Linked DNA regions of Mus musculus: regions 1, 3 and 4 are each linked to region 2. The links are chromatin loops, found by intact Hi-C in ENCODE. Cell type or tissue: heart. All regions are shown on one strand. Region 1 overlaps Adgrg6 (adhesion G protein-coupled receptor G6). Region 2 holds the start of Vta1 (vesicle (multivesicular body) trafficking 1). Region 3 overlaps Adgrg6 (adhesion G protein-coupled receptor G6). Region 4 holds the start of Adgrg6 (adhesion G protein-coupled receptor G6).

Region 1 (2,500 bases), 300 kb after region 2:
AGACAGCACTTCCACGGACAAGTCCCTGTCAAAACTGACCCATGCTGGTGGAGAACAGACGTCAATCATTCCCGTCCATCAGGTTATTGATAAGGTCAAGGGTTACTGTAATGCCCATTCCGATAACTTCTATAAAAATATCATCCTGTCAGATGCCTTCAGCCACAGCACAAAGTTTTAATGTCATTGAGAGGGGAAACAAAGGGAAAAGAAAGCCTGTCTGGAGAAGTGTGATGCCCAAGAAGCACGGAAAGCTACGCCGGTGGAATGTCAGTGTGCTGCTCTGTAGGGAACTGCAGAGCTTAGAGGACTGACTGCATCTTGTTAGGGAAGCATCTTTGAGATGCAGAATTCATCTTTTTTGGAATATTTCCATGGTGGAGCTCAGTCATCACACTTCAAGAGCTGAGAACACTCTGAGCCCGGCAAGAATACAGGACTTCTTAGACTGTAATTGAATCAAACTCATCAGAATCGGGGGGAGGGGGGGAAGGCGTTAAAATTATAGGCCTTGAGAGGAGAACCCCAAGAAGAAATTTGAGTTTAGCTCTCATATACCACACCTCATAGTTAGGCTTGGCAGTGGCCTGACTCTTGTAAAGACAATGTAGAAAACACACTAATTACTGTTTGTAGTGTCTTTGGATGCTCACGGGTTCTGTTCCAGTGCTATTTTCTATGAATATAGCAGCATCGTTTCCTTTTTCAGTGAAATTTCAACCATAAGTAGAAAAGAATTGTTTACTATTTGACCCACATATTAAACATGCTTTTTTTCTCTATTATGGCAAATATTGAATATTCATGAACATAACTTGCTAAACAAGTATTCCAAAAATTTGATCTAGTCAATCCATTGTGTGAATCTCAAATATCTCAAGACACGCAGCCTAAGCATCTCCATTATCCCGTGCACATAAGCCAATCCAGTTGAATGTGGACATTACGTTCAAGTGGGCCTCCTGGAACTTAAGAACAAGCACCTCTCCTGTCCCCTTCTGTGTGCACATAGGTCCATAGGCTCATTAGAGGGATGAGAGTTCCCATTAAGCACTCCATGCAATGGCCTCTCACTGTTTAAAGAACACACTTTTGAGATTATGTGGTCCTATCCTTGTTTTAATGATTAAAAAAAAAAAGACATTCCAAATCACATAAACTTCAGAGGCCTCTGGCTCCCTCTAGTGACAAGTTTGTTCCAAGGGACATACACTGAAACATACAGCTGTCTAGGTTATAAATGTGTAGGTCTACAACTGCTAGTCTAAAAACTGTTTGCACCGAGCCCTCTGATCAGAGTGGATGAGACCCTACAGAGGGCTGGCAGGATTTACTAATCTAGTGGAATATGCATGGATCAGACTGTGGCATACAAGTCGTGCAGAGCATGAAGCAGCTTACCTAACTCTTAAACTATCCTAAGCAATGTGTGCTTGCCTGTTAGTGAGGGTGTAGGTTGAGCCCAAGTGGTGGAGTCCTATTCATGGGCCTCAGTGCATGCTGGCTTTAGCCCCATGCTCAGGGTTCTCTGGGAAGTTTCAGGTTTCCAAGATAGCACAGTGACCACAAAGGGAGATTTTAGCAGAGCCAGCCTGCTAGAAGGCAGGAGTAGCCAGAATGGAACATCTGTGCAGAAAGTAGGCCATTCTCAGCTAGGATGTAGAAGAACTTGCAGGCTTTGAAACAGCCAACAGATCCCCTTAGCTCTCTGTCAGTCACGAAGCTATATGCCAGGCTGCAAAGGATGTCAATAGCATGTGGCAATGGGGGTTTTTATTGCCATTCATTCTTTAGCAACCTGGACTGCCATCTTGGCAGACCTGAACTTTGCTGAGCCTGATTTTCACAAAGGAGTAGGCCATGTAGGAGAAAGGGATAGTGACTTAGTCTTAAGGTGACTAAGATTCACCTCAGCAGAGCCAATCTTTTTGGGGGGATGGGAGGGAGACTTATATTAGCAGGCTGCTCATTGTACCACAGGATACATATAGGTAGAATATAATCTCGATAGACACTGACTATTGATATACGCCCCCAAACTTAAGGTGTTCATGTTAGATTTTAATTAGCTGTGAGATTTATGCACAAAGTGAATATTTAGCTGATAGAAATTATGATTTTGTTTCAAATGTGGCTTTGCTTTTGTTTTGTTTTGTTTTGTTTTTTCTTACTAGCATTGAGATCTGAGAAAGATCTTTTTTTATTTTTTTCATATTTGGCAATGATGTCAGCTCCATTTTAAAAATCTCCAATAACCAGGTAAGAAAAGAAAGAAAAAAATTAAGAAACAACAGGCCAAACATATTTGCAAGTGGATTTAAACGACTGGTCCAAATTTTGCCTTCAGTTACAAGTCTGTGGCTCTCATTTGCCTCCTCAGAAGAGTGGGACAGGGCTCCATGGGAGACCCAGAGTTCAGGCTACACACAGCTGTAAAACAGCCCCAATCCTGACTCTGGCTATTCGCTTCCCACCCTCTCCTTTCACTGTGATGTGTTCC
Region 2 (2,500 bases):
CAAAACAGCCAGGGCTATACAGAGAAACCCTATCTCAAAAAAACAAAACAAAAAACAAACAAACAAATAAAACCCAAACAAAAAGAAAAAAAATACAGGAAAGTTCAAATGAAATGTAAGTCCTTAAGGATGATACTATGCAATGGAGAGGTGGCAATAGATAAATAAATAAATAAATAAATAAATAAATATCACTGCTATAAAGAAAAGGTGGGGTGTGCTATAAAGTCAGAAGTGCAGACTCTCCTGGACTCTATCTTGTCAAGTAGTAAGACAGACTAATACTTTCCTAATGTTCATCATCTTCCTCCACTAATCAACTCGCATAGTTCACTAAAACAAGCACTAGCCATATCAGAGAAAGTATTCAATTCTTATTAGTTCGCATGTGTTTACCTTTCAAGTTTGAAAAGGACTGTCTATTCAGTCCAGTATTTGGACATGCAAATTTTAATCTAGTATTTAAACATAGTGTTTCTCATATAAGAATTTAAAACTTCTAAACTAAAAGCAATGGTTGTTTCCAGTTCCAATCTCCTTTAAGTACATGTTTTCAGTATCTCTTTACAGTTTCTAGAAAGGCTATAACGTGTACTTCTGTGTGTGTGAATGTATAAATTTTTATTTTGTGATCATTTTCTCTGTTAAAACTAATGACACCTCCACCCCCCACTCCACCCCACCCTCCCCCCCCCCCACCAAAAAAAAAAAAAAACCCACTGTGGCCCATCTATATGCATATGTCTGTAATCTCTACTAACTGGGAAGCCCTGGGTAAAGGATTTCAAGTCCAAAGCTTAGTTTGGCAATTTAGTGAGACCCAGTCTCATAAAAATAAAGACAAGGGAGAGAGTGAGGGAGGGAGGGAGGGAGGGAGGGAGGGAGGGAGGGAGGGAGGGAGGGAGGGAGGGAGGGAGGGAAGGGAAGGAAAATTTGAAAGCTGAGAAGGTAGCTTAGTAGTATATACGCTTGCCAGAATATTCCCAACAAAACACACACGCATGAGATAAAGAGAGGGGAGGGGAAGTTTTCCTTTCTCGCAGTTAAAGTCCTTTACGTTATTTTCCCCTTTCTTCTCTTTCATTCATTCCATGCAAACAAACAAACAAAAACAAAAGTTAAATTTAAAACCTCTATCTCCGCTTACCAGCAGAGAGCGCTGGAGCCGTGTGCGACACAGGAGACTCTCATTCTCCAAATAATAACTGCCTTAAACCAGGCAGTAAGTTTGTCTCCTTCGGGCACCCGTCGCGGACAAGCGTCTCAGCAACGGATGCGTGGGTGAGAATTGCCCGCTCGGAGGCGGAAGCGGAAGTATCTGTGACCGGCGAGTAGGAAGTAGCGCTTCCGGGAGTGGAGATGGCCGCGCTGGCCCCTCTGCCGCCGCTGCCCGCGCAGTTTAAGAGCATACAGCACCATTTGAGAACGGCGCAGGAGCATGACAAGCGGGACCCCGTGGTGGCCTACTACTGTGAGTCCCTCCGAGTCCCCGTTCTCCCGCCCGGTTGCGCCCCGCGCCTCCCTCCGCTCTTGAGGCCCGCCCCGCCCCCTGGCTTCAGACCTGAGCCTTGACCTCTGGCTCGGCCAGGAGGACCCCAAGTACTAGACTCCCTCCACACCCGGACCCCCGTCTCTCCAGCTTAGAGCCTCGGACACGCCTCCCGGCTGTTCTTTCTTCTGGGAATGAGAACCTCGATAGTCATAGGTTTCCCAGAGATGGGTGGGAAGGGAGACTAACAGAAAACATAACGAAAGCTGTGCATTAATCACGAGAGCTTTCAGGTCCCTTCCGAAACTCAGACGGTTCAGTGGACAGTGGCTACTACTGAAAATTTGAATTTGACTGTTCTTGACTTGTTTTCCGTACTCCTCATTACCACCAGTAAGAATTTGGAGTCATCCTTTAGCTATCCTGAAAGTTAAGAAGTTTAATGCCAATATTCCTAGTTTGAGATGTATATACTACTGAAGAGGACACAGTTTGAACTCCGTTCAGACATGCAGAGTTGGTGAAGTGGATAGGACTAGTAGTTTTATGTAAACTATGATTTGAATATTATACTCCTATCTTTGTTGCAAGAAATGACTGTACTCTGAGTTTCTAAAGAACTTTCAGAATACAGAAATGATGTGTCCTCTGTTGTGGACATTGTTAGCAAAAATCTGGACCAAGTCAAGCCTTCCCTTGTGGACATGTATGTACCTCATTTCTCAAATGTGCATGGATGTCCCCCTACCACCACCAATAATTGCCATTCTCCACTTGATTTATGATCTGAATTCCCACCTCTTCTGCAAGCCACTCGGTGGCTATACTTCATTTTTATAAAAATCATACCAGTATTGTTCCCACCATTCTTGTTCTTTTGATGATCTTCAAACATATCCTAATTATTGAGCCTTTTTACCTATTGACGAGCATTCCTAAGTACTGGGAAAAAAAAACTAAAACCCAGCTCCTGTGGTCCTAGGACTACTGAGAGGAGGGGCGTTTGAACAG
Region 3 (2,500 bases), 250 kb after region 2:
GTGATTGAACCAGCACCAATCCTACTGACCTGCAACTCAACTAAGGGGTCAATCCCACCTGTCCTCATTCTTCTGAAACTCCAGTTCACAAGTGCTAGTTCCAATGTTCCTTCCCACTTCTCACGAGTGTTCAGCCAGTCAAATCACAAATTCGCTTATAGGACATTTGTGGGCATCCACCGGTCATTACATCACAGATGTATACAGAAGTTGGGCCTACGAGGCTCTGCAGATTGCCATTTGTAGTATAAATGCAGCTGCATAATTGCCTCCTTGTCAGTTTGGAAGAATTGTCTGAACTCTAAAGTAACATGTGAGTTGGATTTCCGCTTTGTCTTTTCAAATAAATACATTTCATTTCATCACTTCAACCCTATATTTTGTAGCTTTAATGATGATTTTCATGCTCCTCAAGAAAGTTGGATGGTTCCACGGAGAGAGGCCTACAGTAGTGAGCACTACTTTAATGCCATATCTATCTGCAATAGCTCTTTGAACTTTTATATAGCTAGAAGAGTTACTGACTGGAAAGTAGATAGATATCTACTTATTTAGTCTGCTTCTTCCTTTTTAAAAAATTCTATCATAGGCTCAATTTAAGTCACGTGGATGCATGAAGATGTGCAGTTGGCCTTGATACTAGAATACCATGCCAGTTTTCTATCTGTAGGCAGTGCCTTGCTGCTTTGATAACATCAGGGAGGCTGTTTGTGTTTCTTAATAGAGTTTTCCCTAGTGACAATGTTTAAACAAATTAATTTTTCGAAAACCACCCTCCCCGTCACCAGACCGCCAGTAGAGACTCCACATTCTTTGGTTCTTTCGGTGCCTTTTAAATGTAGCATACAATTTACCCACTGAATACATAACTCAAAAAAGTTTTAAATAAGTAACGAGTAAGCCCCACTGAGTTTCTAGCTAAATTTCTACTTCTGAGGTTTCCAAGCAGAGAATACTTGATAATTAATCATAACACAAAAGAATCTGAAATACGGACAATAGTTTATTTGGAATGCTAATCTATTTGTATCTCTCCTAAGCACTAAGTTTTTCTGAGGCTGAAGGTTTCATTTTATAGAATCAATGAACTGAAAAAGAGTGGAGCAGGAAACGTTTAAAATGGAAAAAAAACTGCGCTAAATATTTGGATGCTTCTATAAATTTTCAGAAATGTCAGTGGTTAAAATATTGGCATTTTTACTGCTTTGTAATCTTTTCAATGTAAGGGAAAAATAATTAGTTATATTTAGTACTCCATCTAGTGGTAGCCTTTAGATACTCTTCAGGGATCTGCCACTGTTAGAGACTATCTGTTGGATGCTGGCACACATGGCCTTCTGCAGCTTGAATAGCCTCCGAGGCACTCAGCAGGTCCATGTTTTGATGAGATGAGACCTACTATGTAGGTTTTTATAAAATTTGCCTTATTACCATCGCTTTTTACATGTGTTGTAAATAGTTGCCATTTGGAACATGCTCTGAGGAAAATAAAATTCAAGATTACTAAAGCTGTAGGAGTTTTAGATACTGACATAACCTCGTCTGTATAAATTAAGCTCACCAATCTCCGAACTTATTTTTCCATATTTGCAGAGCTGCATGAGAAGATAAAAATACCTATTGTTTCACATGAGACTTACAGGACTGGGATTTGCATTTTTTTCTATAGCTGGGACTTTCCAGAAACACAATTTTATCTATTTTTGTTCTGCTTCCCCCAAATTTTCATTGAATGGATTGCTCAGCATTAATTATATACTTCCAGATATTTCATAATTTTTACTTAAGACTTACCTAAAAACATGGAGAAAGATGGATAATAATGATAGACACTAATTTCCCCCTTCTCTTTAACTTCTATTTTAAAAGGATGCCCCCTGACCCCCCCATTGGCTACTTTGAGTTAAGTGCCTTGTGGCACACAACTAGCTGCTGTAGATTCCCAAGCCCTTTCTCATGAGCTCAGTTTTCATGATGACAACGAGACTCAACACTTGAAAGAACCACTAAAGCCAAAATACAGCCTTCTTTTCAGAATTTGGTTTTCTCTATAAATCCCATTAAGCCAACTAAGATTCTACCTATAAATATTAGCTTTCTCCTCTCTACCTTGGTAAAGAGGCTGTCCTTAGAAATTAAATAAAATCCAACCCAATACTTTAACTAGAAGTGTATGCTTTAGTGGGGAGAGGGAAATGAGGAAAAGTGGTGGTGTGTTTGAGGAAATCATTGCTTCGTTTTCAGTATAAATCTTGCCAAGAACCTCACTTACTGTTTCTCGTTCTCCAACTACCACTTTTAATCATATCCAAAAAAAAAACCCCACAATTTCATATTATCAGAAATCAAACCTCACATGGGAAAATTATCACTTCATCAGTCCTAGGTAACAGGGATCTAGAGAAGTAAAAAGACAGCTTGCAATTGCTACCACAGTCTTAACCAGGTGTTAATTTAGAAGCAATGAAATAGCTACAAAAGTACACTAATCAGGAGCTAC
Region 4 (2,500 bases), 160 kb after region 2:
ACCAATGGATGGCAGTGGTTAAACTAAGCGGGTCACAAAACCAACCCGGAAGTCATGAGTCAGCCTCGGATCCATAGGGACAAGTCGGAGATAGATGAACATGAGGGATGAGAGTAATCATTGTCAAAGAGTAAGCAAAACAGTGGGTGGAAGAACCTCATGAAGAGCTTCCAGGTAGACATTGGTCCTGTCGAGCCTTCAGAGCTAAGCTACACCCAGATTCCAGACCCACAAAACTGTAAAATTATGTCGTTTTGAAAAGTTCTAGGAGGAACGTTAAATCCTTGAGACAATCTAGTGTCACAGAGGCGGCCTTGAACTGAGAGTCTCTAAACCTTAGACTCGAACCCTGATCATTTCTGAATAATTAGTGCAGACTATGCCTCCCTGGACCTATTTCTCTACCTGTAAAACCAAAACCATCTCAGCTTTCCTTAAATGAAGCAGTTTGATTCTTTATTAATTCTACTGTGTTTTTTTTTTTTTAAACGTTAAAATAAATACTGATAAAAATCAAAAGAACACAGGCTGGATCAGAAGTAGTCTAGATTGCTGGCGGCTTTCCAGCTTCCTCTTTCTTTTGCCTGAAACTATCTGTCCTCAGTCCTGTTTTACCTCTTTGCCTCCTACCCCAACCCTTCTCTACCACTAGCCAATCAGGGTTAATCTACTTTTATGGCTTTTGTGTGTGTGTGTGTGTGTGTGTGTGTGTGTGTCTACAAGGAAAGCCGTACTGCCTCACTCTGAATGGAACCAAGTCTGGAAAGGCCGCCGCCCCTAGCACTCTGAATTTAGTCTGGTAAGGCACAGCGCAAGGGACCCTCTGCTGGAGCGCTTCCCTGTCTTTTAGCAAGTGGGTGTGCCTATATCCCTTGCAAAGCAGTTTCTCAGGAGAAGCATTGCCTGGCTGTCTTGACTTCCCCTAGTGAGCGGCTGCACTTGTATTAGTAAATTAATTCCACTCAAACAGAAAAAAAAAAAAGTTAAATTTAAAGGAGGCATATCGCCCCAAACCTCTCAAGCCCTCCTCCACCTTTCCCTCATTAAATACCCTTCCCCCTGTCTTTCTTTCTTTTCTTTCTTTCTTTCTTTCTTTCTTTCTTTCTTTCTTCCTCTCTCTCTCTCTCTTTTCTTTTCCATTTTCTTTTCTTTTCTTTTCTCTTCTCTTTTTCTTTTCTCTTCTCTTCTCTTCTCTTCTCTTCTTTCCTTCCTTTCTCTCCCTTCCTTCCTTCCTTCCTTTCTTCCTCTCTCTCTCTCTCTCTCTTCTTTTCTTTCTTTCTGGAGGAAAATTGAGGGGACGGGCGGGGGGGGGGGGCGGAGGAGGAAGAACTAAGAAAGGGAAAAGTAAGGGACAGCCCGGGTTCTTGGCAGCGTTCAGAACACATGCCCACTGGCGCGCCTGCGTTCGGAGCTCCTTCACCCAAGCTCTGCGGGTTTCTGCTCTCGCGGCCCGCGGGTGACCTCGGGGTCAGCGGGGTCCCCTCCCCGGAGCTGCTTCTGGCTCTGTGCCAGTCTTCCAACCCCGCCGCCCGCGCCGGTCCCGCCCCGCGTGGCGACTTCTCCCTTTGCCTCTGCCCTCGGGTGGCCGGCCCTGGGTGGGGCAGCTGCGCCTGCAGGACGGTCCTCTGTCCTCTGAACGCCTAGAGCTGGGGCCACCCGGGGGGCGCGCCGAGCCGCACCTGAGCCTCAGGGGGAAACGGACGCCAGCGCTGCGCCGCGACTGGCCGCAGGCTCAGGAGCCTGGTGATCTCAGCCTCTCCAAGCCCCGCAGGCCGGGATCGGACGCCACCCGCTCGCCGGAGCCCTTCGTCCCAACTCTTGTGAAAGTTCTTCGCCCGGGCGGCAGAACCTGCCGCGGTCAGCCGCTCCCCCGCGCGCCGGACCTGATCTTGAACTCCACGGCGCGCGCCCCGGGTCCACCTTGCGCCGCCCCTTGCGCAGGCGACGAGCAGCTGCCGGGAAACCCTATGAACTCTCGAGAAAGGGCGTGACGAAGGGTCCTGCGGGTCGCGGTCCCGAAAGCCGGGATCTTCTTCGGTGGAGCTTGAGGGCAACAACGCAGAGAGCGCTGGAGGATGAGTGTGCGGCCTCTGGGAATCTCCACACGGTAATGCCAGCATGTAAGTCGCCTTCCAGGTTGGAGCCCATCGCACCTCCATCTGTGTCCCCTTCACCACTTTAGAGCAGCGCTTCCTAGAAAGGTACCAACTGCAGTAAGAGAAGCTTCAGCGTGCCTCCTCGAGGCACCCGGGACTGGGTATTGCCAAACAGAGCCGGAGCATGTGTGTGTGGCTTTCTCCCCTAGAGAACCCTTTCTCCCCTAGAGAGTTAAACCTCACTTTTGGGCAGTGGAAAAAATAAGAATGGCAGGGTTTTGATTCAGGTTAAACAAGTAGGAACGCACTGTGTATCTGTCTTCAGGGTCCTGGTCCTGTCAAGCCAGCATTCCCGGGATCAACACCTAGGGTCTGGGAAGGTACTGCCAGCGAGACATTGGCTT

What was found. Hi-C counts contacts between places; a loop is a spot of excess contacts. Peaks named below come from ENCODE experiments on the same cell type or tissue, not always from the same donor. Only the 100,000 strongest peaks of a DNase experiment are listed, where the experiment ranks them.
Region 1: a loop joins it to region 2, with 9 times the contacts of the local background. A loop is called at or near these places in 17 of 42 quality-filtered maps.
Region 3: it touches region 2 in a loop (8-fold over the local background); 31 of 42 quality-filtered maps call a loop at or near these places.
Region 4: a loop joins it to region 2, with 1.9 times the contacts of the local background. A loop is called at or near these places in 2 of 42 quality-filtered maps.

What each region holds. Positions count from the first base shown.
Region 1 is chr10:14,402,941-14,405,440 of GRCm38, reverse strand. It overlaps Adgrg6 (adhesion G protein-coupled receptor G6), which reads left to right. Exons shown (of 25, transcript NM_001002268.3): 25 at 3-2,500. Among named protein-coding and RNA genes, the nearest start is that of Gm40603, 82 kb to the right of the region's middle. In heart, a CTCF peak has its summit at 1,194 (motif pointing left); no DNase peak of the experiment used is centred here.
Region 2 is chr10:14,704,321-14,706,820 of GRCm38, reverse strand. Vta1 (vesicle (multivesicular body) trafficking 1) reads left to right here and starts at 1,332. Exons shown (of 8, transcript NM_025418.3): 1 at 1,332-1,471. The coding sequence starts at 1,360. 1700016L04Rik (RIKEN cDNA 1700016L04 gene) reads right to left here and starts at 1,212. Exons shown (of 6, transcript NR_045824.1): 1 at 1,148-1,212. In heart, a CTCF peak has its summit at 1,158 (motif pointing right); a DNase peak (open chromatin) is centred at 1,270; H3K4me3 peaks cover 1,794 bases; H3K27ac peaks cover 1,382 bases.
Region 3 is chr10:14,450,824-14,453,323 of GRCm38, reverse strand. The region is part of intron 5 of Adgrg6 (adhesion G protein-coupled receptor G6); the gene reads left to right. Among named protein-coding and RNA genes, the nearest start is that of Adgrg6, 93 kb to the left of the region's middle. In heart, a CTCF peak has its summit at 1,270 (motif pointing left); no DNase peak of the experiment used is centred here.
Region 4 is chr10:14,544,534-14,547,033 of GRCm38, reverse strand. It overlaps Adgrg6 (adhesion G protein-coupled receptor G6), which reads left to right and starts at 1,998. Exons shown (of 25, transcript NM_001002268.3): 1 at 1,998-2,120. The coding sequence starts at 2,119. In heart, no CTCF peak of the experiment used is centred here; DNase peaks (open chromatin) are centred at 1,543 and 1,813; H3K4me3 peaks cover 1,717 bases; H3K27ac peaks cover 1,164 bases; H3K27me3 peaks cover 205 bases.